Linked DNA regions of Mus musculus: region 2 is linked to region 1. The links are chromatin loops, found by intact Hi-C in ENCODE. Cell type or tissue: left cerebral cortex. All regions are shown on one strand. Links, peaks and the distances in the headings refer to the core of each region. The heading gives the core; the rest is flanking DNA. Region 1 holds the start of Epdr1 (ependymin related protein 1 (zebrafish)). Region 2 holds the start of Stard3nl (STARD3 N-terminal like).

The links. Peaks named below come from ENCODE experiments on the same cell type or tissue, not always from the same donor. Only the 100,000 strongest peaks of a DNase experiment are listed, where the experiment ranks them.
Region 2: a loop joins it to region 1, with 1.9 times the contacts of the local background. A loop is called at or near these places in 1 of 42 quality-filtered maps.

The regions. Positions count from the first base shown.
Region 1 is chr13:19,612,272-19,628,910 of GRCm38, forward strand. It overlaps Epdr1 (ependymin related protein 1 (zebrafish)), which reads right to left and starts at 7,559. Exons shown (of 3, transcript NM_134065.4): 1 at 7,023-7,559. The coding sequence starts at 7,291. Sfrp4 (secreted frizzled-related protein 4) reads left to right here and starts at 10,904. Exons shown (of 6, transcript NM_016687.3): 1 at 10,904-11,606; 2 at 12,757-12,837; 3 at 12,923-12,988; 4 at 14,835-15,033. The coding sequence starts at 11,162. In left cerebral cortex, for the core only: CTCF peaks have their summits at 7,573 and 10,482; DNase peaks (open chromatin) are centred at 6,038, 6,823, 7,157, 7,537 and 3 more places; H3K4me3 peaks cover 3,186 bases; H3K27ac peaks cover 1,418 bases.
Region 2 is chr13:19,391,857-19,408,495 of GRCm38, forward strand. It overlaps Stard3nl (STARD3 N-terminal like), which reads right to left and starts at 3,957. Exons shown (of 9, transcript NM_024270.3): 1 at 3,848-3,957. It overlaps Gm40827 (a long non-coding RNA gene), which reads left to right and starts at 3,991. Exons shown (of 2, transcript XR_873152.2): 1 at 3,991-12,428. In left cerebral cortex, for the core only: a CTCF peak has its summit at 4,061 (motif pointing right); DNase peaks (open chromatin) are centred at 2,551 and 4,018; H3K4me3 peaks cover 3,013 bases; H3K27ac peaks cover 1,954 bases.

The DNA of each region.
Region 1 (16,639 bases), core at 3,703-11,702:
CTTTTTTATTATTATTAGATATTTTCTTTATTTACATTTCAAATGTTGTCCTCTTTCCTGGTTTCCCCTCCAAAAATTCCCTATCACTCCCCTTTTCCACTGCTCCCCAACTCAACCCATTCCCATTCCTGGTCCTGGCATTCCCCTATTCTGGGGCATGGAGCCTTCACAGGACCTAGGGCCTCTCCTCCCATTGGTGACTGACGAGGTCATCCTCTAATACATATGCAGTTAGAGCCATGAGTTTTACCATGTGTCAAACACATAAGAATTGATCTTAAAAGAGATTTCCTATAAATAATTCTGTTCAATTCATATGGTAATGGAGTGTCAGGGAGGAGAGGTTTTTGGCTCAGGGCCAAAGCACTGAATCATCACTTTTTCTTTCTGCTCATGAGGACAAGCTTAAATGAAAAGGAAGGGGAGAGAAAGAAGCTTAAGTTTACACAAAGGACAGGGTGAAAAAAATATAAAATCTATGCCACACCATTGTAGAAGCCATCAGCTCGATGTAACAGAAGCACCAATATGCTTTCATGATATTGGCAATCATATATCTCCTAAACAAAAGTACTTAGAAATGAGGCATCATTGAAAAGAAATGATTCCAACCTATGGCTCTCTAACAGCATTCCCTCAGTTTCCAACCAAACACAATTAGTTTCATATCACAGCAGAGAAGATAAATGTTCTTTTGTTCTCTGGACACAACTAAACCAGACGTGAAACAATCGCAACTTGAATGAGAATCCATTTGCTACTCAATATGTGACATACTTTTCATCACTTATAAATAAAAATTTCTGGTAGAACACATAAAATCAGCTCCTGAGCAGCCTAAAAAATGTTATTCCTATGTGTACTCATCCAGTGACTCTCTGCCTCCATGTGTGTAGCTTCATTAATCTAAAGACGCCACTGGTAAGCAGCAGTGTGGTACTGGTGCCCTGTAGGATACAGTCAAATCTAATTTGCTCCCCTCACATAAAATCACCATATTGATTAAATTATAAAAATAATCAGCCTGCTTTTCCTTTAGCCTTCCCAATATAATCCCCATGAGTTTAATCCAGAAAACAGAAGAGACAGTTGGAACCAGAAAACAAAATAGTATCAATTACTAATTTTTCCTATTCATGGTTCAGGCTTGTCTTATCTGAAGCTCATAAACTATTTTAATCTTTTCCATCATCTCAGGGAACAGAGATTCTGGAAAATCCTTGTCATTCCCTGGTAACTATCACTGGGATTTTCCGTAACTATCTGAGTGGGGAAGAAGGCTCTTAAGAAGTTGATCCAATTCTACACTTATGTCTCAGCTTACTAGTAAATACAAAGAGACAACCATCCATAGTTTTTTCAAATAACATCTGGTTGCTTGGCCATACTCCTGTTATTTGAAACCATTTTGAGTCTGTACTAAGAAATCTACATTTAAAGAATGTAAAATGTATTCACATACTAAATGCTCCCTTTTGCATCTGATTTAGGACCTGACAGGACTGTGAGGGAGAACCCAGCCAAAAAACATGGAAAGAAGAACTCAACTGCCTTCTACAAGCCATACCGTGAAGCCATCACATGATGGTATAAAGACAGAGAAATGGAGATGCAGTGAGGATGTGAATTCTAAGCCAACAAGATTGAGGCTGTGCCTTACAAGTACAGTGTACATGTCTGAAACACACACTAATTATTTATTAAGTTATGAGGAAAGAGACTTCCTGACAGAAGCTTGTGTACCGTCCAGAGTGGGAGGAGTCCAGACCAAAAGAAGGGATAGTAGAGAGTAGCAAGGAGGCATCACAATTGTAAAAACACAGGCATCGCTTTACCTTCAATTTCACCTGCATCTTAGCTGGGGTTTCTACTGATGTGATGAAACACCATGACCATAAGCAACTTGGGGAGAAAAGGATTTATTTCAGCTTACAGCTTGTAGTCCATCATGCAGAAAAGTCAAGGCAGAAACCCAGAAACAAGAAGTGGAGCAGAAGCCATGTATTGAGTGTTGCTTACTGGTTTGCTCCCTCTTGGCTTGTTCAGCCCACTTTCTTGTCCCAGCCAGAACCACCTGCCCAGCAGTGGCACCACCCTCAGTTGGCTGGGTCCTCCTTTATCACTCATAAAATCAAGAGAATGCCTAAAGTACAATTTGGTTTGGGGCATTTGGTCAACTGAGGTTCCCTCTTCTCAAATGTCTTTAGCTTGTGTCAAGGTAAAAAAAAGTCCAGTCAGCACAATTGACCCTTGTCAACTTGACACACAAACACATCACTATTAAACTACAATCTTTCTTTACTCATTTGTCCCCGAGGTGTCATGCTAATATTCCCATCATAACATAAAATATTCCAATTTTAAAAATTCCCACAGGTTTCAAATTTTTACACAACTTAGAAGTTCAGGCTCTTTAAAATATTTAAAACTCTTTTAAAGTCCCAAGCCTCTCTAACACTTCTTCTCTCTCTAAAATTCCAAAGTCTGTAAAATTCCAAACTCCCTTAACTGTGGTCTCCTAATTTGAAAAGTTACATACTTCTTATTTCAGAAAAGAGAAGCCAGAGTATAGTTACAACCAGAATAATACGAAACCAATGTCCAGCACTATAAACAGCTCAGTGTGGGGCACCTGGGACTTACTCATGATTTTCATGATCACCAGGGCTCCTCCAAGGACTCCATACCTCCACCTCTGCCGCATAGGTTCACCAGTTGCCTCTCCTGGCCTTTCACTGTGACAAGACTGCTCTCCAAGACTCCTTCATGCCTTCACAACCAGGACAATCTGAGAAACTCAAGTTAGGTGACTAGCATGTGGTATAACCTTAGCCCCCTCCTCTTGGATCACTGCTTCTGTGAGCTGAACCCAGGGAAACATTTCTGAAGAAATTCTGCATCAATAATGCTGGTCTCTTCTTAATCACAGCTGATTCTTCAGCCTCAGCTGAGCAAAATCCATTGTATCAGCAAAGCGAAGCAATGTTCCACTCTAGTTGTTATAGAAGAGTTGAATAATCATAGAGTCTTTAAAGGACTCTCAAACTTTCCTCTAAGAACATCTCAAGCCAGGCCTCCATTGTCTACCCTGCTTTTCACATTATGTTCTTAAAGCTTCCAATGGTTTTTCCAGCCCAAAGTTCAAATGTTACCACTGTCCTCCCCAAAATATATGATCAGGTCTATCTCAGCCAATACCCTACTCCTGGTATAAATTTCTATCTTAGTTAAGGTTTCTATTGCTGAACAGCATGACCAAGGCAATTTGGGGAGGAAAGGGTTGTTTTTATCTTACATTGTCTTTCAAACAGTCCATCATCAGAGTCAGAGTAAGGACTCAAGGAAGGGACCTGGAAGCAGTAAACGTGGAAGAGCACTGTTAATTGGCTTGTTCCCTATGGTTTTCTCAACCTGACTTATTTTACAACCCAAGATCACCTGCCCAGGATTGGTGCTACCCTCAGTCAGCTGGCCCCTCCCATATTAACCCTCTATCGGTCAAAAGTACCACAGGTCAATCTTGTGGGGAAATTTTCTCAATTGCAGTTCCTTCTTCCCAAATGACATTAGCTTGTTTCAAGTAGCCCACACAATCTGACAATTGTTAAATATTATTCTGGGAAGAAACATCTATCTGTGATGGAAAAAACTCAATGTTGTACGTAAAACTGAGCCTGGAAGAGACAATCACCAGGCCTCTGTACGTGTGTCTGCTCCAACTCTTTACTCATAACCTCCTGATCGCAATTTGGCTTCTCACATCGTTTTGAATCAAGGAGAGAATGATTTAGTCTATCTCTGTGGATTTGAGAATACTGGTCTCCATACCAGCTATAAAACTTGCTGAAATATAGTTTAGCATTTGAGTCTGTGTACCGAGTCAGTTCCCAAAGAGAGGATACTTGTGTGTGCTGCTCAATCAAGTGTCTGAGTTCAGAGGGGCTGTCAGTAAGACTCCTGCACATGGGAAATGAAATCCACCAGGACAATGATGGTGGGTGGTGAGAGAAGCACCTGGGACCCCTGACTACACACCTCCTCACTGCTCTATGAGGAGACAATGTAGCACGTGCTTTGTATATTTAACTTACAGAATCCTCACTATATGCTAATAAATGAGTTGCTATACGTATTTGCATTTTGTAAAAGAGGAAACTGAGTCTCAAAAAAAAAAAAACCCACAGTAATCTAGAAAAGCTCACTTTCAGAACCAGATTCTGAGTACATAGCCAAATGTCTTGAACAGTTAATGATGCTCTTTGGGTGAGAATGAACTCTTGGTCTTCTCCAGGTCACACTGCTTAGTTAGCATCAGCAGTGAACTCTGGTGTTCCAGCCCATGTTCCCCATGTCTACTGACCAACAGATAACCAGTGAACATGCTTCCTAAGGACACATCAAGAGTCGTGTCCCACCCTCACTCCAAGTAAAGAGAGTGATCCCTGTTCTATGCAGCCAGTACAGTTAGCTCCAGCTACCACTAGTGGCAACCTGCTTGACTCCTCTTTGTCCCTCCATACCCTGCGGCCTCTGATCACTTATATGTCACCACCTCTTTAACACTTCCCTAATGGAACCACCTGTGCAGCTTCCTCTCCATCTGAAGCAGCTACAGTACTCGGAGTGTTTGCTCCTACACTCATTGTGTCGCTCTAGTTTTTCTAAAGCTCTTGAGGATGAAATTTCAGCCATGCATCCAGTGATTTTTATGCCACCTAATAATGGCATTCCAACTGTTCAGGCTCCTTCAGCGTGACCTCTCAACACACTCTGCTTTTGTTCCTCATAGAGACTGGGCTGGTAGTCTCAGAATATGAGTCCTGCTTGTAAACTCCCAGATGACAACCTACTAAATCTGTGATACATACATATTTATGCCCCCAACAAAGTCTTTTCTGCATGTCACCCCTGGTAGATTCGCTTGGGTGTCTGAGGGCCACTAATTTGGGATATCACCTTCTCCAGGAAGCTCTGGCCATGTGTTCATCATGGGTATATTCATCGTAGGGATAATTAAATTATGAGATTCCACCTTCAGACTGTTATCCCCTGAAAATCAGGACCCACTCCACTGATAACTGACACAGTATCTGCCATGAGCAATAGCCTACTGAATGAGGATGGATGAATATGAACATAGTATATTATAGATGTCAGAATCCATGCAGCTTTCTTAACTTTCAGTTGTGCGATAGAAGGAAAGTTTATTAATTTCCCTAGGTCTTGGTGTTTCTATGTGAATAGAAATCATACAACCTAGTGTGTGATGTTATGAACCCTAAACAAAATTATATAAAACATGCCAAGTTTCAGCAATAGTATATCATATAACACACTCAAATAATGGATATTACTATATCCCTCAAGCCCCAATGAAAAACACTCATGTTCTTGAAAGTCTTTGCATACTCTGAGTCTTCCATAAAGACACTACTGTGACTTGCCTTCCAGGCTAATGTAAAGCTGTCCCTCTATATTCAAGGAGGGTTGGATCCAGTGCCTCTATGGATAACAAAATCCATGGATGCCCTTGTCCTTGATCTAAGAGTGACAAAAAACTGCATGCAGCTTACAAACACCCTTCCATATATGGGTTGTTCAGTATAACAAATATAATATAAATGTTATTCAAATAAGTTCTGTATTGTTTAACAAGCAATGACAAGAAAAATAGTATGGATGTGCTTAGTACATGCAATATGATTTCACATATTTTCTATCCATGGTTTGTTGAATCCTCAAAAGCAGAAAAAAAATCCAAGAGTACAGTGAGTCTCCTGCATTTGGTAATGGGTGGTCTCACACTCTGATTAGGTGGTTCAGAAAGTTGTCTTTCCCCTACTTTAATCAAGAAGCCCAACACTTCCAATGGTTTTTTGGTGAAACGGTGTTACCAAGCTTTGTTTTGTGCTGGGAGCTAGTGGTTCTTATTCATCACCAATCTTACCAGGACCATCGTATCTCCTCCTGGTGCAAATGCCATGAAGAGATGTCAGTGTGACTGCATGACACACACTGGACATTAGTGGAGGGCTGAGCCACCGAGACAGGTGGTGATCTTAAATTAGAAAGTAGGTCTTAAAGAGACCAGAAACAAGGTGACATTCTAAAAAAGTATGTCCTCTATCAACACAAAATGGAAAGCTAAATTGACTACCATTGGTTTGCTTGTGTGTGTGTATGTAAATGTGCACGCATTTGTGTTGAGCATGTGTGTGACAGATAGCATGCCCTCCCATTTTGCAATTTCTGTGGTCATTAAAAATAGGTTTTAAAAAAACCTAATAAACTGAGAAGAGAGAAGGATACGTAAAATTGGGATTTTAAGGTGGGAATGTATGTGCCCCAGCGTCTATTCTAAGGTGGCAGTATATGTATCTAACAGATGTTTTAAGGAGAAAGTATATGTGTTCTAATGGGAGTTTTAACTAGTTTTTCAAAAGAGAAAATCCTCAAGATGGAAACAAACATGGTCAGATTGTAATAGGGTAATGAGCTGGGAGGAGCTTTTAAAAATCATTTCCCATGCCTTTTACAGTGTTGTACTTAGAGCCACATGTCAGAAGAGAGAGAGTGAACCGACTCTAAGTTGTCCTCTGGCCTCCACACAGGCAACACACACACACACACACACACACACACACACACAGAGACACACACACACTGTGATTTAAAATGTTTTCATTGTAAACAAAAATTTTAGAGAATATTGTGTTTGTCCCTTCTACACAAAAAACACGCCCTAGACTGCAGGGGACTCCAGGTGCCAGAAGCCTGACTCAGCAGTTAAGACATGAGGCTAACTTGGACTTAGAATGCCTGGCTTTTCCATCTTGCCCTTGGAGAGTCCTTTCTTTGCCTGCCTCTACCTCAGTGGTCAGACCAAGCGGATCCCAAGGCCCCCTATAACTTAATTGGGGATCGGGAGGGGCCGGGAGCTGCTGGGGGTCTAGCTGGAGTAGCAAGCCCCCGCCCGAGCTGGCGTTCCCCTGGCCGCCGTCTTGCCCTTCCAAGCTGCCTACCTCTTGCAGGGGATCAGCGCTTTCCTCTCGTCCAGCACCCGCACGCGCTGGTTGAGACCATCGTAGGACACCAGGGCGCGGTTGTTGTGCCCGCTGCTCTGCTGGTACAGAACCTGGCGTCCCTCCCACTGCTGGGGTGCCTGGCATGGCTGTGGGGTTCCCAGGGAGCCCGCCATCCCCAGGCCGCACAGCACCCAGACCCAGAGGCTTCCCAGCAGCCAGGTCCCCCGAGGCCCCTGGACCAGGCGGCGGGGAGCGCGCGCGGGCATCGTGATCTGCCGCCCCAGGGTCAGCCGAGCTCCAGAGAGAGCCGAGGCCCTGCGTTGGACTAGTCGCGTGAGCCTTCTCTGCGCCCTGGCGAAAGGTGTGCTCCGGGACCCAGTTCAGGCCTCTCTCGATTTTCCGTTCCACAGGCTCCTGGCTTGGGGGCTCCGGACACCGGGACACCGGCCTGGGAAAGCCGCGTGAATCGCCCCAGCTCTTTCTGCTCTGGCGGAGGCTTACCAAAGCTTGTTTTTCCTGCTCTCTGCTGCCAACAGGAAACGCAGCGGCAGTGATGCCACTAGCATCCTAAAGGGCATCGCACTTAAAGGGTTTGGGATGGAAGGGGTAATTCTCTGAGAAGGGACTCCTTTCTCCAAGAACTGCAACCCCCCTCAAGGAGGACAGGAGCAGAGCAGAGGTGTGGCACATTCTCTGGCTGCTGTAATTTGTTTCTTGGTAAAATCGTGACTTTTTTTTTTTTTTTTTTTTTTTTACAAATTAAAAGTGTTACAATGGTCCCTTCCTGAAGAAATGACACTAAATTTCTGTGGTGTTCGTTGTGCAGTTTCCAATCTCAGGCCTGAGTCTCAATTCAGTGAGATTCCTCTCTCCTACACGTCAAAGCTTCAAGTCCAGAGGTTTGTGTTTTTAGAGGTTTACTTTAGTGTATGTGTGTGTGTGTGTGTGTGTGTGTGTGTGTGTTTAAGTAATGGTAGGATTAATAATAATATAGAAACAAGATGAGATGAGGCAATTTTTTAAAGACCCTTGCTTTACAATGTTATTTACATTTCCACTTAATACCTACTATGAAGAAGAGTGAGCCAAGAGGAAATGGTTTGGGGCATTTCTGAGTGAGGTCAAAAGAACTCCAGGATTGGAGCCCAAGCAAGTATCTGTAAGACAATCAGGAGCCTGATCATTTAGGGCCTTAAAAGCTGTTGAGTGTTTTGTTGTTGATATCGAGGACTGTGAGAGCCACAAGCCCACAAAAAGCCAGGGACAACCCTCATAAGCGATGTATATTAGAAAGCTCACTCGGCTAGCACAGGAAGAAAATGCAGTGTCAGACAGAGTGGCAGGGTATCAGGGCAGAAGCTGCTACACTACAAGCCAGCTGTAGAGTAGCTGAGTGACAGCAATGGGGATGGGTAGGGTGGAATGGAGCTTGAAATTACAAAGAAAGATTGAAGTTGGAGGCAGGGGGTTCTGATTTGGGTAAATGAGAGGAAGGAAGGAAAGAAGGAAAGAAGGAAGGAAGGAAGGAAGGAAGGAAGGAAGGAAGGAAGGAAGGAAGGAAGGAAGGAAAATTGTAGTTCAGCCAGTTAGCTTTGAGATGACTGGGGAATATCTAGGTAGAGACAACCAAAGACAGTTCTGCATGGCTTGAGCATGCAGTGCCCAAGTCTTAGATTCGGAAGCCACAGGCATAGAAAGGGTCACTGAAGAGAATTTGAGATGGATGGATGGATGGATGGATGATTCTTGCCACCCCCCTCCCAGGGATATTTGACAAGGAACTCTCCAACCTACGTTTCAAAAGTCCTGAGAATGAGGAAACTTGGAGTTGACGGGAGAGGGAAGACTGAGGTGAAAGCTAGGGTCAAAATCCTGAGAGCAGCAGGCATGTAGGAGGGGAGAAAGGAAGAATAGGGAGCCCAAATGGGAGTCACCCCAGAGAAGCACCCAACTAGAGGACAATGGCTTTAGTGCTAAAGCTGCAAGCCTTTTGGGAGGGCAGGAAGAGGAAGGACAATTGACAAGAATTTTCGGACAAGTCCCTCTGCTCTGTATAACATTATGAAAAACAGGGACAGACTGACTATCGGTGGGCCTGATAGGTAGAGTTCCACATTGAAGGTAGCTTCCTTAGGCTGAGTGTGAACTTGGAGTGAGCGCAACAATGAGCTCTACCCCTCTGTCCCAAATTCCTGTCTTAATAGTTTCCTTCTTTTAGTTCTTTTCTTGTTTTCATTTAGTGTTGGGAGGAACCTAGGGTCTCATCTATACTGGGTTGGAGAAAGAGGTGGGAAGTTTTTATCCCTCTGTCTGTCTCTGTCTCTGTCCTTCTGTCTTTCTATACCCCCTCTCTTCTCATTAGAAAGTTAATCTAATGATCTTTTTTGCTCAGTGTGTGTGGTGCGGGGAGGGGGGCGGTAGACTAGGTTTGGGATTTCACTACCAGAAAAGGCATGAGGTGCCTTTTGGCCACCCCCTTCTGCTTGATATTTTCCTATGGCATTTGGCATCTTTGGGACTTGAGACCTATTCAGTAGGAAAGCAGAATGCCTTTATGGATTGCTCGGGATGAATAGGTACTTTACACAGATCTAAATAGTATCTGATCTCATAGGATCATTAATGTCTTCATAGTGTTTGTCTCTATACCTTACACAATAAGGATGACAAATGCAGTTGTGGTTTTTTTGTTTGTTTGTTTTTTGCTGTTTTTGTTTTGCACAGCTGTTTTAATCCTCAGTCAGATTCACACCTAAGCTAACTTGTGGGCCTCAGCGTTGGAGGGAGAGGCAAAAGAACTTCCTTTAACCCAGGTTTCAAGCTCAACCATACCTTTAAAGATTAACACTCAGAGAACATGTTTTCTTATTGTCAACGATGAGAGCAAGTTTACATCGGAAGTCTTGCTTTCTGATTGGCAGGCATTTGGTGTAAACTTGCAACAGTAACAGCTCTTTTCTGTGAACCAGCATTGATTTTCATGTCTCTTTCTAAAGCAAAGAAGAGGAAAGTAAACATGCACGCTCGCTTTCCAAAGCTAGTGAGTTCTTAGTCAAGTAAAATAACGGGCAATTTAGCAAAGATCACGCTGGTGGATTGGGAAAATCTTTCAGCATGCAGCATCTCAAGTTATCTTTGTTTTCTTCTGTTTTCCAGTCATGTTGGGCTCAGAAATTAGTATTTTAGAGAAAGTAGCGAATAGAGAAACTCCTCCAACACAGAGATGCTCTTGCACCCCTGGGCAGTTCCAAGTTCCTGGAGCAGTCACAAACCAAATGCCTGGTAAAAATCTGAGCCAGAACTAAGTCTAGTGGCCACAAAACAACATCAGTAGCAACAATAGCAAACTCCGCACAACTCAGGGTGGTCTAGGGAAGGCTTATATAAACTGCCAGTGCTAGTTCCAACACCTACTGTGCTAGGCTTTCCCTGATCCACACTGCCCTCATAGCTGAGGCACCTCTCTCGCCCCCTATGGGAAAGGAAAAACAAGTGTTTCGAAATGAAAGGGCAACAACAGGGTCACGTTGCTCCAGTTGCTCCAACTCTGAACTTAGGGAAACTTTAAGGCCGACTTAGCAAAGTCTCCCCTGCACAGGCTTTTATCCAGAGTCCCAAATGGCTGAAAGCAAGATGCTCCTTTTCTTGATCTGAAGAAAAAAGACTAGCTGACGAAAAAAAGGATGGACTTTGGGGGGAAATGCAGAACTATGGCCCTTGGCTGTGGAGCGGCCGAGATGATGTCATCGCTTCTGCAGGAGAGGCTGGGGGTGGAGCAGCGGAGTGGGAGCCGGCTTTGCTCTCGCCGCTGCCAAGGCTGCTGAGCCCACGTCAGGGGACGCGTCTGGATAAATAGGGTTCCACAATGGCCGTGGCCCGCTGCGCTCCGAGCTGCGGGACTCGAGACTGGAGCTTCCCGCGGGGGTCGTTGCTCTGGAGGCTGAGTGCTGGCGCTGCCAGTGCCGGTGCGCCCAGGGGTGATCGACGGCCAACCCCCCAGAACTCCTCATCAGTGCAGACTGGAGCTCCAGCAGGAAAGCTCACTCCACTGCCCCTAGGTAAAGAGATAAGGAGGTCAACGGGGCTGGAAGAAAAGGGTCCTCCCAGCAGAGACTGCAGCCCAGGAGGACAGTGCCATGCTCCGCTCCATCCTGGTGGCGTTATGCCTGTGGCTGCGCCTGGCGCTGGGAGTTCGCGGAGCGCCCTGCGAAGCTGTGCGCATCCCCATGTGCAGGCACATGCCCTGGAACATCACCCGGATGCCCAACCACCTGCACCACAGCACTCAGGAGAACGCCATCCTGGCCATCGAACAGTATGAAGAGCTAGTGGACGTGAACTGCAGCTCTGTGCTGCGCTTCTTCCTTTGTGCCATGTACGCACCCATCTGTACCCTGGAGTTCCTGCACGATCCCATCAAGCCCTGCAAGTCTGTGTGCCAGCGCGCACGTGACGACTGCGAGCCCCTCATGAAGATGTATAACCACAGCTGGCCAGAGAGCCTGGCCTGCGATGAGCTGCCGGTCTATGACCGTGGAGTTTGTATCTCTCCAGAGGCAATAGTCACTGACCTTCCAGAAGGTAAGAGAAGAGGAGGTATCAAGGAGGCCAAGAGATTCTAGGGAACAAACACACTCGCATGAGAAGCAGATGGTGTCTGCTTAGAGCCCACCAGCTCCTGTCCCAGCCTTGGGGGAGGTGAAGGGCCCAGAAGTTTATCTCTCAGGGATTTCTCAGGGGAGAGAAACAGCTCCCTGAAGGACATGGAGAATAAGGTTGTTGGAGAATAACCCATTTAAGTGTCTAATATAAGGTAAATAAAGGAAACAATAGCTTAAGCAAAGAAAGCTGGTGCTTGAGACAGTCCCAGCACGTGGTGGCTAATATGTTCTCATTCCATGCTGACCGGGAGTTCTTTCTCGAAGAGCAATAATAGCTCCGGCTTCCCACCCGGCGGCGTAAAGTTTGTAAATGTAGTCGCCCTGGTTAAACTCCACTCTGTGCCTATGTTGTGGTCACTGAGCAGAGCCCTGTGGCATGTTGGTTAATCTGATCCTGTGTCACTTCCTCCGTTATTTTCTTTTATGCTGTTTTACTGTTACTGTTGGAAGGGACACTACGAATTCATTTCTTGAAATGAAACCTGAGAACATTATTGCATTATTTTATTGAGGCTTCCCCTAAGTCAGATCATCCTCTATTTAAAGAGGCTGCGCCTAGGATATGAGTTAAAGGGGGTGGGCGTGATTTATCAACCTTGCTTTAAACGGTTCTCTTATTTGGAATACTAGAAAAAAAGTTCACATTAGACAACTGCTTCAACTTTGTTAAGCCTGGAAGTTATGCTTAGTACTGTTGACAATGCAGCTGTGGGCTGTTCCTGCACTGCAGTGGGAGGTAGCAGCGTGGAAACAGGCTGGTGGTTCTAACAGAAGACTTGGAACAGCAGTGTCAGGGTGCTCAGGGAAGGGGCGAGGAGACTGCTCCAGGTTAGTGTCATGGATGTTCATTTGCATCAGATTCTGCTTGAGTCAGCAAATTCTTGACTCAAAGACTCTTTTCCTTAGGCCTGAGTTGTAGTGAGAAAGGTAGGTAACAATCACATTATTTTTACTACGGCAATACTGTGTTGGATGTTTGTATTGGCTCGTAGCCTCCAATGGTTCCTATTCCACGTGAATGAGGAGACCCAGGCATTGACTACATCCCTGAGGCCCTGTTTGTGTTTCAGATGTGAAGTGGATAGACATCACACCAGATATGATGGTGCAAGAAAGGTCCTTTGATGCTGACTGTAAACGTCTGAGCCCTGGTGAGTTCTGTCCTCGGGCTTCCTCTGCTCTGTGCGCAGAGTGATGTCCTTTCCCCACTGCCCATGGACTTTGTGTCTCTTTCAGATCGGTGCAAGTGCAAAAAGGTGAAGCCGACCCTGGCAACATACCTGAGCAAAAACTACAGCTATGGTGAGTTTTCTGATAACAGCATTTGCTTTGGGGACTTGGCACAGCAAGGCACTGAAATCGCACGAGACTGGATATAGTAGTCAAGAAGGGGTAATGGATGGGTAATTACATGGTTTCCGGACCACTCAACAACCATAAAGTGTCTTTGCTGGGTTAATGAAAGCAAGCACAAGATAAATAATTCACATAAAAAACTGACCTCAGTGAAAACTGCTATGCACAGAGTGGTCGAGACTGCCGCTCCGTTTCTCAGGTTGTTCCCTTACAGGAAGGACAGGGCTTTGGACCAGGATTTGTTTATCTGAAGACCAGAGGATGAAGATATGACCATGTGCCTTTTTCTTCACCAACAGCTACAGATGCTTAGGCATCCTCTCTTTTACTTGAACAAACCATTTAGTACTTCCTCCAGAGGGAAAAAACAAAGCCCATGCTATTTTAAAAGTTTTGAGTACTTTTAATTCTCTATCATCATTTGGAAATACAATTCTCTTATGTTCTTTAAAGATTTGTACTTGAGATCAGAAATGATTCAATTGCTTGCACTGGCACATATGTGCACACACCCACATGACACATACATACACTATACAAACATATACTTGAAAAGAAGAAAAAACAAATCAAGTGCCTCCTTGGGCTATTTAGTATTTTATTGAATTTCTAAACTTTTAAATTTCTCCTAAAATAACAAGGACAAAAAAGTAACAGGAAAGATATATAGTTTCTTCATCAACTTGGTTTTCATATTTTAACTGATACATGATTTCAGTAGAATATTTAGATTATTTAGAAAGTAGGAGAGATATGGAGCTCTTGGGAAATAACCTGTAGTTAGGTTGTCAAACTTTAGAGTCATGAATAACCAATGTGGATAATTCAATTACAGAAAAAATCTTTTTCTTCCAAATAGGTTATTTTCCTGAAACATGTTCTATGTGGATATTACCTTACTTTGTTCTGCTTAGTGCTTCATCTGCCAGGATCCCCGATAGGTCCAACCAGAGTTTCTCTGCTACTATTATCTCTGGGGTGCCATGCTGATAATGAATTGTTCATTTGGTATGCTTTTGGCTCCTCTTCAAGCAGCTTCTTATGGTGCAATTCAAAACAGTCTTGTTTTGGGGCTGATCTACAACTCCGCTAGAAGCACTAAGTAGTAGCAAGATCCAAATTTGAAACTTAAAACTTGATCAAAGCTGGTGACCTGAGCATCCCCCTGTAATAGTACCTCATCCCTACTCCTTGGAGCTTGTATTGTCGTGCTACCTTAGTGAACTGAGGACAGCAACTTTTAGAGTCCTTGTAGTTGGAATATGTTAATATTGGGTTTCAGGCTGTCCAAATATCTAGAAATGAGCTCAGCCTGAACTATGAGAGGATTTCTGGTGATTAGATAAAAGCCAGCATTCCCTAGGGACCTGGCAGTTATGACTAATGAATTCCTCTGTAAAAAGTAATTCAAACATAGCATGGATGACTGAATGAATAGAAGCTTCACCTTGGCCTCCAAAGCTGGTAATATGCCTACCCTCCAGCCCATCAGAGGGAAAGTAGAAACAGATAAAAATGTTCACAAAATATCTGGTTGATCTATAAGCCCAATTCCAGGCCAACATTGGCCTTCTAATTACCTTTTCATTTTGTGGTGTGATTCATTAATTTGCAGACAATGTTGACAATAAGATGTTTTGTGGGCTTTCTGCCTATACTGGGACTGCTTGAACATGATCTTAATTACAGAAATAACACTTTTTTAAAAAGCTCTGGATTTGGCCCCAAAACACTGTCTCTAGTTTCTTCCAAAGTCTTCCATAACAACACTTACTTGAGTTTTTGATTGCAGTTATTCATGCCAAAATAAAAGCCGTCCAGAGGAGTGGTTGCAATGAGGTCACAACTGTGGTAGATGTAAAAGAGATCTTCAAGTCTTTGTCACCTATCCCTCGAACACAAGTCCCTCTCATCACCAATTCCTCCTGCCAGTGTCCACATATCCTGCCCCATCAAGATGTCCTAATCATGTGTTATGAGTGGCGTTCAAGGTAGGTCACAGGGAGTAGAGGAATTGCATATGAAGTGTGAATTTCACTCAGTAATCATGGTTTTAAAGAACAAAGTAATACCAGTTGTCATTTTAAAATATTTTAGTAGACGTCTCTTTTGAGATGCTGTATTTCCTAAGTATCAGTTAGTCAAAGCATAAATAATATAACCAGTTAACAAGATGAAGGAAATTTAGAAAAATATTCTAAAAGAATCTTTAAAAACTTATTTCAGAATCCATTAACTGATTGAAAATTATATCCACAAGTAGATTATTTTGAGTAAGAGGAGTTATTTTAAGTCATTGTATTAGTCTCATGGAACATTGTACACACACACTAACTTACATAGAAACTTTAAACTGGTTTCTGGATCTGATATTCCATGACTATCAAATCAAATCATTGCAAAGCAAAGTACAATTAAATAATCACACATATACCTCTAGCTGGGAGTACTGTTATACCTATATTTTCTCTTTTTTTTTCCTTATATCTCAGTACATTTTTTAGAATGAAGACATGAACTCTGCAGTTCACATCCTAGGACAGACCCCATAACTTGCTGTAAATTTCATCTAGAAAAAAAATCATGTGTTTTTGTATAACAAGCTCTCTTTCATGCTATTGACATTCATGCTTGTATGTTACTTCTTTTTTTTTTTTTGATATTTTCTTCATTTACATTTCAAATGCTATCTCGAAAGTCCCTTATACCCTCCCCTCACCCTGCTCCCCGTATGTTACTTCTTGATAAAATCCAAGACTCCTCTGTTCCTCTATGGAGAAAAGCGAATGCCATTTTTGAAAATCCTAATTTCAGAGCCTAGTTGTGTGTTCCATCAGTTGTTGCCCTCTGTTGTAGCACTGCACTATCTGAACTTTCAAGCTATTCTACTTGCAACTGGCTCAAGAGTAGACAGTGCTCTGAACTCTTGCATTCTGTTGCTGTAGCAGACCAGGGTTCATTTAGGGACATACTAGGCTATTAGTCACTAGATTCTTTCTGGGCAACTGAGTGGGTTATAGACTCATCCAGTGCAAATATTTTTCTGTTTGTCTGGGATTTATGTAAAGATTATTTTGAAAGTAATTAGAGATCTATCTTATGAGAGGCACAAAACTGGCATGAAGCTACTCTTTTTGGATCCCAGTAGTTCAAGAATAGTCATAAAGATAACCCAAAAGAAATGTTTTCCTTTTTTTAAAAATCTGAGGATTGTACCTCGTGCCTCGAGTTCAACACTTAGTTAAACTTCAGCCCTCTGCTTACTTTTTATTTTTAAGAGAATGTCCTAAGACTAACCTTGAACGCATTCTGTAGCCCAGGTAGACCCCAATCTTGTGAGCTCCCTTCCTCAGTCTCTGTTTCAAATAGCTGGAGTCACAGGCCTGCTGAAAGCAGACCCAGGAAAGGGGAGTGTGCTTGAAAACAATGAGGGCAAACGCTAGAGCACTTTACTATGAAAGACATGTGGCAAAACAATAGAATATGCATGTGGGTGTGGCAAATATATTAATTTGCAAAAACAGTCTCTTTTCTCACTGCATTATGAAACAAATTTAAAATGGACTACATAGGTGACCGTTTTAGAACCGTGGCCAG
Region 2 (16,639 bases), core at 1-8,000, 220 kb before region 1:
GAACCCAGCTTCTCCATCTATAATATTAACAAGAGTAACGATTATAACTATCTTAACACAAAATTCTCAGTAGCAATGTGCTCTCAACATTTACATCTAAAGATTTAAGATTCTCAAGAGACCCAAGATGGAACAGGAAGACAGTTCTGTGGAATCAAAGCCAAGAAAAGCTTACCAGCGCTTCTTGAAAACATGGTAATAAAAGTGCAAATAAAACTAGAAGGCTCAAGACTCTGCAAAACCTACAGCACGGACAATGCAGATGGAGTCTTCTAAACTTTAGCCAACACAGATATTACGGTGCATCTATGGTAACACATGGAAAAAGGGATGAAGATAAAACATGTTGCAGAGAAAGTGTTCCATAGGTTATGAGAAAAGAGAAAGCTTCCATCAGCAAGAGAAGAGAAATAAGTATTTTACTGAGAGGGTCCAACATTGGGGTAGACGCTGAGGCACAGTTATGCTGTGGTAGTCCTCAGGCAGAACACAGCAGTGGCACAGAAGTGCTCAGGGTCCCTGCTTGGTGCACAGGCCTCACCATGACTAGATAGCCCAGGTGCCTACAAGATAGAGTCTGATGCGGATAGCCTAGATCTCTAAGAATGTGGGCATCAATTGCACGAACATCCTTCCAGACATTGAGACTTGCTCTAAATAAACAGTTTTGATATTTTGAGATCAAATGGAGAAACCTCTTTTGCATAAATATAAAGATCTCTGACATTTAAGAATTCTATTTACAGTACTTTAAGGCTATTAAACGCAATTTCCATCTTGATAGCCACTCAAATGGGCAGCCAAAAGCAAATTAACCTACTGATTTTAATTTTTATAACTTTACTGTTGTTAACCTAATATAGTTCTTTGACTAAGAGAACCTTACAACAAATGGTTCTTTTTAAAATTTAGGACAACCAACACTATTTCTCAACCATATACTAGACTGGTTCGTCAACCATATAAAGTTTATAAACTGGCTTCTACCTTTTTAAAGTAGCATGAGGAAAATTACATCACTGAGTTGACCCAGTGCTTCCTCAATCATGGGAAAATTCTACTTGCTACCAGAAACAAAGACCCAGCAAATCGAATGCCACACTACCTCATATCTAAGAAAACGATCAGGCTAGGAAAATAGTTAACAACTTTTAAATTTCAAATATTTCTGAAATTACAACTTGAATTAAAATTGTTTCAGAGGTACTGGGGATTGAACTCAGACATTCTTTCCCTGAGCTACAATCCTGCCTTCTTATTTTTTTATCAGGAGACATGGTCTTGCTATGCCCAGGCTGGTCTACACCGTGGGATTTCCCCTCCCAGGGATTTGCATAGAGTTGGTATTGTAAGTGTATACCTCTGTACTGGGAGTCACTTACAAGCCATATGTACTATTCACTGGAAGTCAGTTAGCCTTCTAATAAAAAGGAAGGGTGTGTGTAAAGAGCTGACATACACTTCTTCAGAAAAAAAGGAAAAAAAAAAAAGAAAACTAAAAGGGCTTTATTTTAGTCCAAGGAAAAACATTGCCCCATCTTTGAAATTGTCTTCTGTGAGTTAAAAACATGAGTTAAGTTTCTAGATACTGATATGCTGTACTTTGAAATATACAGACACTCTTTGCTATGGGATTTGAGAAGGAAATAGAACCAAAAGGAAACAAGAAAAAAGGCCTAGCATGCAAATTTGGAAATAAGCATTTGGCATTTTATGTGTTGCGCTTTAGAAACTGCTGCCTATCTATAGTTCCAGAGCCTCTTCTCCACCAAAAGGGTCCAACGCATGAGTTCCAAAATGCAACATCAGGAACCAAATTTGAAACATCAATCCGTAGATCCTCTACTTGCTTCTGGGAGAAGGGGTGAAGCATGGTGAAGTCGAGTAAAGCTAACAACCTCCATCAGTCTAGCTGAGGGAACTTAGTGTACATTTTCTTCACTGATGAAAAGTTTGGTATTTGCAGTATGTCTGAAAGAACAGAATGCATGTGCCACGCCCAGAAAACTGCAGGAACTAAATAAAGACACAGTAATCCTTAGAAATGCAAGTGCTAATAGGAAAGGCTCACCTACCTACTGTTACACCTTCTCAGCTCTTGTTTGGACAGAGCAGGACTGCCTGCCAGTGCTTTCCAAATGGAAAGTAGGTAAACACTGTCCTGGAAATGAGTGACAGCTGGAAGAAAGGGGATAAAAGCTAGAACTGAAGATAAGCAGAGGGTTTGAGTCTTGCCTACAGCAGCAATTAAAAGAAAAACTACTATGGGATACAGTACTAGGGAAAAGAAAGCCATTCTTAAGAGGACCTCTAAAGAGAAAATATAAAACAATTAATGATTTCATAATCAAAACAAACAGAACGCGGCTGAGAGTTTAGGAGTGCCTCGGAAGGTATCTGAAGTCCGCACTTCCACAAGGAAGCCTGTTCCTTCTTCAGCATTGCCCAACCCAGGTCAGCTCAGCCACCTCACTAGCCCACCATTAAGGATACAGCACTGCTGGACTCTCCTCCCACTGTGCCTGCTCTTCCAGCTTCTGCATTTGTAACTGGACACTTCCTGCTCCTCCCCTGACTAAATCACTCTAAACATTCAGGTCTCATCCAGAGCATCACCTCTTCAGGGACATTTTCCCAGATCCCACACCACAGCCACACCAATGTCCCTTACTGCCAGATTTTCTAGCATTCATTCCTATCTAAAATCATATTGTTATTTGCACATATATTCTATCTTCACTAAAATCAAAGGAACTCGAGGACAGAAACCTTATCTAGCGTTCAATACTCAATTTTCAACACCTAAAACAGCATGTGGCATCATATAAACTGTCTAATAATTAAATCCAAATGATAATCACTATCCTGAGAAGGTAAGTCCTTGGAGCAGTTTTAAATCCATTTCTTTAATGCTTTTGACAATGCAATCTTTAAAGGTTCATGTTTGAGACAGGAAGATCTCAAAGAAAAATGTATTCTTCCTTACAATACAAAACATTACATATGTGTGAATATTATGTAGGGGGGGCACAGTCTACACTGTCCCTTCATGGGCATGATTATCTAGCATTTTACTTATGCACAGATGCAGCCAAAAATACTGTAAACTGCTCTTTGTCATCAAATCTTGCTCTATAAGTGGATGATGGACAGAAGAAGCATAGATGGGATTTACCGTTAGGAACCTTAAACAAAAACATCAGACGGAACTTGCTATAGTAACTCGGTACCCTGGGAGGTCAGACGGCTACTGTGTTCATTCAATCAGCCTTACTAACCTTATCCAAACTAGTACTGGGTCAAGTGATGGATTCCATCTGTGAACAGAGACAAATGCCTTTACAACTGCCATACTAAGAGAACACTAAGAAAAGTTCCACAGTGTCCACCCATGTTCCAACCAAAAGAGGAAGAAAAAGAGCCCTACTGAGATTTAAAAAAAAAAAAAAAAAAAAAACTAAAGGCAGGATGAGTGGGCAATGCGGAGAGCTGAAACCATGGCTAGAACATTCATGACTCATGCTTTAATTTTCGTTTTGTTTTGTTACATCAGGGCTTTTCTTGACGAAGGCACAAGGCCAGTAACAGACAGTACCTGCCGGCCTACACCCGCATGTCACCTTGGACTTGATGCGGATGCAAGGCACGGGGCCGAGGCTGGACCACCTGCCTCCCGGTGAGTGTGGGTGTGGGCCCGGGGCCAGCTTCCCTCCCGCGCTCCGCCGCGTTCCGCGGCTGCACCCACAGGCCCCACGGCCAAGGCCAGGTCTGGGGAGCCCGGCAAACCCTGGAACCTCAGGCATTTGGCTTCACGACCTGCCCAGCAGGGCGCGGAAAGACAGCCTACCTCCTCCGCGGCGCGAGCCGCCCGCCGGCCTGCAGACACGGCTCCGCGGTCCCCGCCGGCGGGGCTGGGGCGGGGCTGCAGGGCGGGACCCTGTCCGTGACGTCAACGCGCTGGTCACGCAAAGACGCTGCGGCTTGCTGGAAAAGTGAATAGTGGCAGAGGAGACGGCGGGTTGGTTTACAGAACTGTCAGTTTTCGGACGACCAGTAGATGGCTCATAAAGGAGGCAGTGGGCGGGCCTAGGACTAGCCGCGCCTCCAAAGCCTGTTAAGGTATCCAGCTTCTAACAGCAGGCTTTTAGTGGGTTTTACCTTCCTGAGAATTCTACGGAAGGCTTCTCTTAGATAGGTTTTAGGCTGCAGCCGGTGAGGGGTAACTCTGAGAGTGGATTTCAGGCCCTGGCCCCTTGGTTTCAGCTGTCCACTAAGAACTTGTCTATTCTAGGACTCGACCGTAAGTCTCAATCAGCCCAGTCTTACGTAGGAGTAATGCCTTTGTCTTACTGATAGTTAAGGCTAACTGTATTTACTTAGTTGTTATACACGACATTGGGCACTAAGTGATGTTTTAGATTTTTCCAATAGCTGGTACAGTTACGTCCTTAAATGCAAGAATACAAAGGAAGATAAAATATATTGCACTATGAGTGCTGAAGACTCTCAGCCTGTTAGAGGAAAATAATATTAAGAATAGTATTTTTAATAGATACTCTTATAAAGTAGTTTAATCGTTTTTATAATGTTTACATTACAAATGTGAATTTATATACGTGCAAAATTTTGAACAGTGCAAGTTGGGTGAGAACTGTTTTTATAAACCAATCAAAGGCTCAGTCTTTGTGTGATGGGTCCTTCCTGCATTGACATGTGAAAATATTTGTTAACACTCAAGTTCAGTTCTTCATCTAGCCTTAAATGTGCCTCATTGCTTTTTAAATGCTAAAAGTCTTCAGCGCCAATGATATAACTTGCCATCTCTATGCCCTTAAACATACAGTTTGTTTGGATTTTTTTTTTTAATTGCTAGTATGAGAAATGCTACCTTAAACATGTGTGAATGTGTTTTCCTACTTCTGTCCAAGTACTGCTTATGGTGCAGATGACAACAAAAGAACAGACTAGATCTCAGGCATACATCTTCAATCCTAGTAGTAGAGTCTTCAGATAAGGGCCCCTAGTGTTGCTACAGTGTTCATTTCCACCCATAAAGTTTAAATAATCCTATTTACTACCCTTTGGAAGAGAAATAATATGCAAGCTTTTGTTGTTGTTGTTGTTTTTTTCAAATTGATGAGCATGAGAAAAGTTAGGGTTAGGGTGTGTGTATATATACAAACTAAGTTCAGGGTTCTTGTATACAATGATTTGGGTGACAAGGTGAAGCAACTTGTGTGACTACTGTAATGCAGACGCCTTCCACTTAGTAATTAAAACACCTCACACTATCCTAATACTGTCACCGTGATTAGTTTTGCCTGCTTTCAGACTTTTGTATACATACAAAGTACATACTTACTCCAAGGCTCCTTTTTCTTGATACCTGTGATGGCTGGTATTGATTATCAGCTTCACACGATCGAGAATCATCAAGAAGACAGATGTCTGGGCATGTCTGTGTAAGTTTCTAGCTTGTGTTAATTGAGGTGGGAAACCCACTCTAAAGCCACCTCATTCATATTCTGCGGTCCCAGAACAAGTAAGATGGAGAAATGAGTGGAATAGCTGTGTTCATGTTGATGTGTTTCCAGATATGTAGATGTATCCCACACTTCGGCCACCATGCCTTTTCTGCCATGTTGGATAGTACCCTAAATATAAGCCCAATATATCTTTCCTGAACTTGCTTTCTGTCTTATATTTTATCTAAACAATAAGGAAAATAAGTAATATATCACTATATTTGTAATACTAATACATAGTAAAAGTGTTATAGTAATTTATCCATTCTCAGTTTTGTTTATAATTCCAAATGTTGTTCATTCTACTGTTGCTCAGCATTAGGTAATTGGATGTTTGGAGTAATTACAATGATGCTGTTATGGATATTCTTGCACCTTGTCATTGGTACCTGTAACTATACATTTGATCTTGATATATAAGAAATGTCTCACTGTGCCTCAGGATATAAATACATGTTTAGCAGGAATAGACATTTCCTAGTAAATTTTTGGTTTCATCAATTTCCACATCCGCAAACAAGGAAAAAAATCTGGATGCTCAATATTTGGATGGATAATATTTTCAGCTGTAATCTTTCATACTTCTTTTCATCTTTTACATGTCTATATTTATAAGTATCATAACATGGATTTGACTTGCATTTTCTACATAAAAATGAGTTTATAAACTAAGATTATTTGTATGTCTTTTGTCAATATCTCTCAAAAAGTTAGTTTTTGCTAACTCTTTAATTATGTTATCAGCCTTTTCCTTAAGGCTTTCTTATATTCTTGATATGAGTTCTTCATCTCAAATATATTGTGTTAGAACATGGCCCAGGAATTGTGAAGGCCAAAGTTATGTTTTAAGTTTTAATTACTGTACTTAAGAAATCTATAAAATAAAAATGCCTCTAATCTGAAACTTCCACTTGACCAAGGGCAGATAACTTCTTGGAGTTCTGGGAGCTATGGTTCATGTAAGACAACAAGCCATGGTTTTCACTTCTGTAAACAAGGTTGCTTACCTCAACTACACAGGATGTCCTTAATCACATGTATGTGAGCAGTACATAGACAGGAAGTATATCAGGATGTATGCTTGCCCCTGATTGGTTGAAGGCAAGAAATACGTAGCTGTGTGGGGTTTGCCTTTATAAGCAATTGACTAGCATACTTATGGCCACTCTCTGGGAATATTGGTATGGACCTGGCCAGCATCTATTATCCAGTCCAGTATTTAATAAAACGTGCTTCGAATTTGGCTCAAAAATTGTGGTAGTAGGCTTATTTTCACCTAGTAGAATTAACGTGTTCTGGAGGCCCCAGCAAAATCAGACAACCAACCTAAAATTTAAAGCTAGACCTTCATTCCCAGACTCCAGGCCTTCCTTAAAAGTTATACAGCTTGAGATATTCCAAGCCTTGGAGAAGTGCTTTCAGTTTTGTGTACTATCAAAGTGAACTGCCATGATGAGAACAGCAGCAGCACTACAGAGGCATCTCCTAATCAGTCACAGTATGGTTGTCTCTGTGGGATCCTGATCTGGAGCATGGAGGGGCTCAACAAGACCCAAATATTCTTCCATCCAGGGCAAAAAGCAGGACATCGCTTGCCCACCTGGTTCAGGAAATTTGGAAAGTTTTTGTCAGTCTGTTTTGTCCGTGTGTTGATGGATTTCTGTTTTGTGGTATGCCCATAAGCTTTATTGCAAGCCTGGGAGCCTAGATGGATCTGAGTCAGGCTCAGCTGGATGTATGAGTGATGGTGGCCACCACATGTTTTGTTTCTGGCTGATGTCCTTCGTGTGGGAGAGCTTTCTGTGTTCTGTGTTTATTGATTTTGTTTTTGATTTCCCTGCTGATGCAAGCCACCAGCCACCACCACTAACTTCACCTGTCATGGCTGCTTTTACTGCCAGAGTTCAGAATTTATCTCTAACCCTTTTGGTCACTGGATTGAGTTTAGCAGAGATTTAAACATCATTTAGGTGTGGATAACATTAAAGTTGCTTTAGGCTGTTCTACTTTATTGAGATGCTTGCTCTGGGGTTGGGTGGCAGCTCTCCCTTCTCTATACCCAAGCATGTTTATTTAAGTTTCCTCTATGTCCTTTGTCAGAAGAGCCACCTGATTCTCTGACAGAGAAAAGAAAGCAAAGCAGAACTGCTTTAAACATTTGACTATTGGGACTAAAGAGATGGCTCAGTGGTTAAGAGCACTGGTTGCTCTTCCAGAGGTCCTAAGTTCAATCCTCAGCAACCACATGGTGACTCACAACCATCTATTATGGGATCTGATTCCCTCTTCTGGTGTGTCTGAAGACAGCTACTGTGTATTCATAATATATATATGTGTGTGTGTGTGTGTGTGTGTGTATATACATACATATATATATATATATATGTATGTATACACACACAAATACATCTATGTATATATTATATATTATGTACAATATATAATAAATCTTTTAAAAGAGCTCATAAAAATGGACTACATATAATGTATATAATAAATCTTTTAAAAGAACTCATAAAAATGGACTATTGGTTTCATTTAACTGTCTAAAACTTTGGTAAAATATAAGCCCTACCATAAGATTTGAAAGACTATTATGTGAATTATATGAACTTCCTGGACATCAATATATGTAAGTTTATTGGGTATGGTTAAGTCCTGTAATATCTGTAACAAAAACGTTAACTTAAAACTCATAATACAGGGGGGCAATAGTTAAAAGTCTAGAATAGGTAATTTTAAAGGAACTAAATGGTGTGATGTCATCTGGAATATAAGTAACATATGGTTTGCTGCTATCTTAGCCCCTGCCCCCTATTAACATAGAGGTGACCAAGAGTCCAGTAGCCACATTTGCTGGAGAGGGTGTGTGTCATGTGACTTCATCGCTAAAGGTGACCACATGATAACATCAATCAATCAAGGAGGCAACAACAGGTCTCCAAGATATCCTGGATTAGCATGTTGTTTTTTTTTTTTTTTATGCTAATTCTTGTCCTAAAATCAAAGTAAGAGATTTTAAAAGATAAGATTTAAAAACAGTGCTTGTTTTATAAGGTATTAAAGCTGCACCTCTATGTATTTTTATATAAGAATGAACCTCATGCTGACAGCCAAACTTTATAATGACTCAAGTAGCATTGGCTTTAAAGACATGAAATGGTCCTGGAGAGTAACTGAGAATTGGCACTGTGTGGCAGGGTTGGAGTTCCTAAAGAGAGCCCAGGATAGGGATCCCAGCAGTTTTGGAAAGACCAGTGCCATGTGATAGCCACCAGAAACAAGAGCCACAAAGAAACGGAACCAGATGAGCCCTAAAAGACAATCTATATGTGCTGCCTAGGGCAGGACCAGAGGGGCTTTCTCCAGTCCCTTGGGAAACCCTGAGAATTGTGTGTGAATCCTTGCATTGAGTAGTTTGCATGGTTCAAGTTTGGTTTTACCTTGTACAAACTGTGGTTATGTCCTGTTTCTTCCCACTTGAATTGAAAAAGGGCACTTTATTTTTGATATTGCAGGAGCCCATAGTTGAGATTTTAATTTTTTTTAAAGGAAATTTTGGAGTTTACAGAAATTTTAAATGAAAAGAATAGATATTTTCTTTAACTATTTAAATTTATAAGGCTATGGAAAATTTTAAGTTTATAAAATGTTTTATATTAAGATATATTTAGTAATATGTAACCTTAAAATAAATAAATAAAAGGCTAAAGAATTAGGGCCACAGCAATAGGCAGTAAACACCAGAAAATGGGATATTCCTATTGTGATGGTTTTTATATTATTGGACCAAGGAGTGGCACCATCTGGAGGTGTGGCCTTGTTGGAATAGGTGTGACCTGGTTGGAATAGGTGTGTCACTGTGGGTGTGGGCTTAAGACCCTCACCCTAGTTGCCTGGAAGTCAGTCTTCTACTAGCAGCCTTTGGATGAAGATGTAGAACTCTCAGCTCTGGCTGCACCATGCCTGCCTGGATGCTGCCATGCTCTCACCTTGATGATAATGGACTAAACCTCTGAACCTGTAAGTCAGCCCCAATTAAATGTTTTTTATAAGACTTGCCTTGGTCATGGTGTCTGTTCACAGCAGTAAAACCCTAACTAAGACACCTATCCTATGATGTAGTGAGACAATGACCTAAGCAGTCTAGCATAGACTCCATAGAATGTCTCTCCTTACCTATGATCTATTCAGGTAAACAGAAACTGATTCAAGAATGTGGGTCTAACCCATGTCATTGCTAACTTGTTAAGCTTTAAATGTTTTGATAAGCTGCATCATACAAGACACTGTGATATTCTGTAAAAGTAATCGTATAAAAGGACCAGGAAAGTGAAGTTGCCAGTTTCCCCATGGACAGCATTTACGATTTAAAGTTTTATTTTGATACTTAAAGAGCTTCAATTCAGAAATTTTTATTTTCACAAGATTCAAACTTAACAGAGATAAAACTGTAAATCCCAATTGTATAAAAGCTACTAACTTATTGTGAACTGTCATGTAATTCATTTACAATGACAAACTTTAGCCTCCTGTTTGTGTTTTCAAGGTGAAGCCTGAAGATAGTAAATAGATACAGAATTTTAGCTAGTAAAGCATAAAGCTAGTAACTGAATATAATGTAAAAGCAAAGTTTTGTCTACCTCAGATATACTTAACTGATTATGGTCCTCAAACTTCAGAGATCTGCTAAATGTGGCTTTTAAAATGTTTAACGGAAGTAGTTTTCCATAATAGATGGAAATGCCAAATTCTAGTAACAACCTTAAATTCTCCAAAGAAGACTGTGAAGCACAGATAATGCCACATGAATTGTGGTAACACAAACCACTGGGAAGTACTGCCCCAAGCCTTGTCTACCACCAGGGCCCGACCCAAGCAGTGGACAAGCAGGACACTAGACAGTTGACTACCCACTTTACATAAACAAGACAGACCAGTCCCCCAAGTTCCTCCTCCACAGGAAAGTGTCTCCCATCTTCTGGACCTGGTGGCCAAAGACTGAGGCTGCCCTGGGACATCTACCCCCAGTGAAGTCATTGAGACCACAGGAGCCTAGAGTAACTGTCTAGAAAATTGGTAAGTCTCTTGTCATTTTAGCTCATGCATAGGCCATTTGGATTATACTTCCTACTGAAATTAACCACCGCAGAGTTTTGATAGGCTGGCTAGGTTAAGTGTAGTTTTTCAGTTTTAACAGCAACAGATCCTTCCCCAAGGCTTCAGATACCTTGTTAGTTCATGTTATATGTAAAAATCAGGCCTTGCTTTTCCTAGAGCTACTAGTGCTGAGACGGGCAAACAGCTTTCAGATGTAACTTTTTACAAACTATTTTGCAGTGTCTGCTCCTTAAACAATCATTTGTGTCTCATGGTAAATTACTGGATTAAAAAAAAAGTTTTAAAGTATATGTAAGTTCTAAGGGTGTAAGAAAGTATTCTAAGATATGTAAATGCCAGGTATAAAGTATAAGAAAATGGTTTAAGGTAATAAAAAACATTTCAGATTTTTCCCACCTATATGCTACTGTTATACTAAAATATCAAAAGTTCAATGTTTTAATATTGATCAATGGAGTTCTGATAAGCTGCTAAAGCACTGACTATCATCAGTCACAAGATCAAGATTTCAAATTTCCCTTGGTTATCTTTCAAATACAGGCTTAAAAATGCTCCTTATTAAGTTAAAATTATGTCTGTCCATCTGGCTGAAAGTGGGATCCAGTTCAAGGGGAGGCCCCAAGGCATGACACTATTACTGAGGCGACGGAGCACTCACAAAAAGGGACCTATCATATAACTGACTTCTGAAAAAAACCCAACGAGTACCTGAAAGAGTCAGATGCAAATATTTGCACCCAACCAATGGACAGAAGCAGCTGACCCCTATTGTTGAATTGTGGAAGGCTGAAGGAAGCTGAGGAGAAGGGCGACTCTGTAGGAGGACCAGCAGTCTCAATTAATCTGGACCCCCGAGATCTCTCAAACACTGGACCACCAAACAGGCAGCATACACCAGCTGATATGAGGCCCCCAACACACATACAGTAAAGGACTTCCGGATCTGTGTTCATTCAGAGATGAAGCACCTAACCCTCAAGAAACTGGAGGCCTCAGGGAGTAGAGGTCAGGTAGGGTGGGGGGACATCCACGTGGAGACAGGGGGGTGGGGAGGAGGTATGGGATGTGGAGCAGTCAGAGGGTGGATGGGGGGAATAAAATATGAATGTAAAAAAATAAAAAATAAATAAAGTAAAAAAAAATTCTGTCCATCCTCTATATGTTGAGCCCTCTGGACAGAGAAAGGAATGTTTATGCTTTTTAACCCAAAGCCATATCTTTTGCCGTGACTTGAAAGCTTAAGTGTACTACAGCTGTTATAGTCTATAATGTAGATTTCAAACAGTGGTAATACCAATATATATGTTATCTCTTTTTGTAAACTAACATATATATATATATATATATATATATATATATATATATATATCTCCTGTAAGCCTGGGGAGCCAGAGAGTCCTCAGGTTTGGATCCACCTCTCACAGGTCAAACAGACTATGGATAGGTACAGTGTAAGTCTCTCCACCTGCCTGTTCCTAAGGGTGTGCTTGTCTCGCTCTCCCCTCTGATCTTGGGACTCCTCCCCTCCCCCAACTACCATAGCTATAGGCCTGAAAGTTGTAAATTTACATGTTTCCTGTAAGTTTCTAAACTTTAGCTTCTGTTCTTACTCTATATCTGTCTGTGCAGATTTCTCCTTGGCTTGACGACAACATCTAGGAGTTGGCTGCAGACTACAGACTGCTCTACATGGTTGCAGTCCCTGGCCATGCAGAAAGCTGTCAAGGACCAGTCCAGCCTGTGTAATTGCTCCCTGTCTCTCCATCTGGGTCAGCTAACCAGGTGCTTCTGAGGAATATCTCAGTGCCAGAATCTTCTCCCAGACTTTGATGAGCATTACAGCCCTCATGAAGGCTGACAACAATGTTCTCATTTTAGCAGAAGTAGATACAAAAGAGAGCACATCACTGTGTTTCCTCAACTAAAGGCTAGAACCTTAGGTCAAAAGGAAACTCCCCAGACAAAACGTTTACCTGTAGTGTCTATTGCATACCAGGAAAGGTACCTACTTAAACCAAATAGATCCAGTACTATCAGCAGGTAGATTCATTAGCTGAAATAATTCTACAGTGTGATAGGGCACTTGACCTAAGAAGTATTGTGTGGCTTTAAGAGAAAATGCATTCCATGAAAATTGCTTAGAAATCATTAGAGATAATCTGGCCATACCTAAAAGAATTATTAAAAAAAAAATTGATACCTAAGATGAAATAAAAATTTCTAGCTCCTAGATAGTAACTCTAGTGTCAGCAATCACAGGCCTTTGAACCTTCTGTTTCTACTAATGACTGTTTGCCCTTGCGTCATTAATGGCTTGACTATACATTTACAGTCCTATCTGGGTGCCAGTAAGCTGATGGTTACTAGATCCCAATAGGAACACGTCCCTTCCACAGAGTCAAGGATTTGACATATGACACAGCTCATGGGGGGAAATGTGAGGGATAAAGTTATGTTTTAAGTTTTACTGACTGTGTTTAAGAGATCTGTAACACAAAAATACCTCTAACTTGTATGTCCAATGTGCCCAAAGACAGATAACTTCCTGAAATGCTAAAGGCTGTTTGTTCATTTAAGGTAACAAAACCTATGTTTTCACTCCTGCAAGCAAGGTTGGTTACCCCAACTGCCCAGGATGTTCTTTCTCACACCTAGGTGACTGGTACGTTGTCAGGAAGTAGATAAGGATGTATGCCTGCCCCTGTTGGGATGAAGGTGGGAAGTACTCAGCCTTGTGGGTTTTACCTTTATAAGCACTTGGCTAACATAATTTGTGGTCATTCTGTGGGAATCCCAGGTGGACCCGGCCAGTGTCTGTCATCCTGGCCAGTGTTTAATTGTTCTTTCAAATTTGGCTCAAAAATTTTGGCAGTGCTCTTATACTTGCCCAGTGGGGTTATCAGAATGAAGCTGCATGAGACTTCTGAGAGCTTGTGAGAAAACTCCAAGTAAGCAGAGTGTTGTAACCTCTGTTCCTCCATAGCGCACACCTGTTCTTGGAATGTTTTTTCACATCCCTCCCACATGTAGTAAGTGGGAGTGGGTTTACTTTACATATCATATTAACAATTGGTATTCAGAATAGCTTTTTCAAGCACAGGTTGTCCTTGTGATTGTATATAGCCTAAATGTGTGTCCCCTTGCCCTGGGACTATATACAGCCTAAACACATGTGACCTTGCCCTGGGACTATATAAAACATGAACTCCAGTGAACATTGCTCACATGTTCTTGAGTAGCCTTCAGAATACCCAGATTGTAAATTGTCTGATGCCTTGAACAAGATGGGCTATTGCCAGAGACATCAGTCTGCCTCATTTAGCTTTCACTCTCCCAGTTCTTGCTGCCAAGTAAAGTGGTAACAATATCAATACTGTGATATATTTTTTTAACCTGTGGTTGACATTTTCATTACAAAATTAATCTTTGACTTCTTATAGTCTAGTATAAATTAATCCTTCCTAGTTCTTGGACAAGGCAAGACTTTAAACATTTTACTTTTCTTAGGTATTATGTAAATATGCCATGCAATTAAATTGTCTTTTAAATCAATCAGAATATGATTTTAATTTACATAAGCTATATTAGGAATAACTATTTCCTTTTCACATTTATTCCAGGAGTATGGCTACCTTTGGGTATAACCACAGGGAGATACTTAGAGTGATACCAGTTATCCAGAACTGGACTGAGCATGTTGATGGATGCCAATGATATTATTTTAGTGTGATCTATTCTAGAATAGCGCTGTGCACATAAGAAAAGGGTCTGGAGTGTGTTGTAAACATGATCAAGGTCCCCAATGAAGGAGCTAGAGAAAGAACCTAAGGAACTGAAGGGGTCTGAAGCCCCATAGGAGGGACAACACTATGAACTAACCAGTAACTCCAGAGCTCCTTGGAACTAAACCACCAATCAAAGAAAACATACGGTGGGACATGTGGCTCTAGCTGTATATGTAGCTGAGGATGGCTTAGTTTATCATCAGTGGGAGGAGAGGTCCTAGGTCCTGTGAAGGTTCTATGCTCCAGTATAGGGGAATGCCAGGACTGGGAATGAGAGTGGGTGGGTTGGGGAACAAGGGGAGCGGGGAGAGGATTGGGGATTTTCGGAGGGGAAACTAGGCAAGGGGATAGCATTTGAAATGTAAATAAAATATCTAATAAAAAAGGGGGGAAAAAGAATATAAATGTGTATATTTATAATAAAAAGAAAAGCCGGGTGTGGTGGCGCACGCCTTTAATCCCAGCACTCAGGAGGCAGAGGCAGGCGGATTTCTGAGTTCAAGGCCAGCCTGGTCTACAAAGTGAGTTCCAGGAAAGCCAGGGCTATACTGAGAAACCCTGTCTCAAAAAAGCAAAACAAAACAAAACAACCCCCCAAAAAGAGAAAAAGAAAATGCCCCACATAGGCTCAAAGGATATTGGAGTAGGTGTGGCCTTGTTGAATGAAGTATGACACTGAGAGTAGGCTTTGAGGTTTTAATTGGTCAAGCCAAGCCCAGTGACTCTCTTTCTTCCTAAGCCTGCTGATCCAGCTGTAGAAGTCTAGGCTCCTTTTCCAGCACCTTGTCTGACCGCATGCTGCTATCTATGCTTCATGTCATAATTACAATGGGCTAAACCTCTGATCCCGTAAGCAAGGCCCAATGAAATGGTTTGCTTTTCAAGCTTTCTGTAACTAAGACAATAAACCAATGACTTTTAATGGGGTTAACAATAGAAATATGGTAAGGGGTTCCTTACAAGGGTAGAAATGACTCCATGACACCTTGACCACCAAAAACCCATGCCAGCTTGAGTGACAGCTCAGGAAAGCTCAAAACTGGTAGCATACTGAATTATCTTGCAGGCAACTTAATACATCTCTGCCAGGTAGCTTAGTAGGTCTGCACCTCTTCCATACAGCTAAGATGATCTCTTACTCTTCGAAGCAGCTTGGCTGGGCTCTATGTCTTAATTGGCTCAGCTTGCCTACAAGTCTCTGGGCAGCTTCGCTGGTCTGAGAGTGTCTCTCAGCTGTCCTTCCTATTTATATGCATTTCGGGATGGAGGGAACTGGTGAATCTGGTCAGTTGAAAGGACTTCCTGAAGCCTCTAAATTATTTACTTTCTAAGCTTGAGAGGTTTCCCTGTAGAATAGTCTTTCATCTGCCTGTAGAATATTCTATGTTTTAAAGGGCCTCCCTTCAAGATAGAAAGTTTTCCCTCAGAAGCGATTGCTACACGTCTAAGCGTATTGTGTTGCACCATATTGGGATGTCCCCTTGTCAAGATGGCTGCCCTGTCAGGTTGAGGAGGAGCCCATGCTTGACCCGTTCTCAGTAGTTCTGTGGCTTCAACACTAACTGAGAGAAGTTTTAGAAGGCTAAAAGCCAGTTTTTATTTTCACTCTCTGTTTTCTCTTGAGCTTTGCTGTCATGGAACAAAACACAATTCAGCACTCCTTTCTTGGCGTCTTCATCACACAGTACTGTAGGCACTGTATATAAGGAATTTCACCATATTTAATAACTCTTACAAAAGCACAGTAATTCCCATCGCATACTGGTTTGGTAACTTAAAGAATGGCCAGAGAACCATTGTCAGCAGAGTCTTCTTTGTCTGTGGACTGTGCAGTACTACAATGGTGTTATCACCTCCTTAGTTCTAGAGCTATAACCTGACTAGTTGCCTCATTTGCATTCCAGAGGACCCCTAGCTGGACTTGAAACTCTAAGATGCCTCTCCCACATTCTAGAGATAAAAGAGAAGTAGGCAAACTGTCAAACCCAACCAACAGAATGTTTCAATAAACCTCCTGAAAAGTGTAGCCCTCTAAATCTTACCTCATATGGATCAATACTCACAACTTGTACTGCTGTCTGAGCTCCAAACCATTTGAGACTGTTTACCTTGTACTAATTGATACTGCAAAGCAATTTAAGCAAGGTTCGAAAGGTTATTTAGCTCAAACTCTGAGATTGAAGGTTCCTGTTATCTACTGCAATTTTT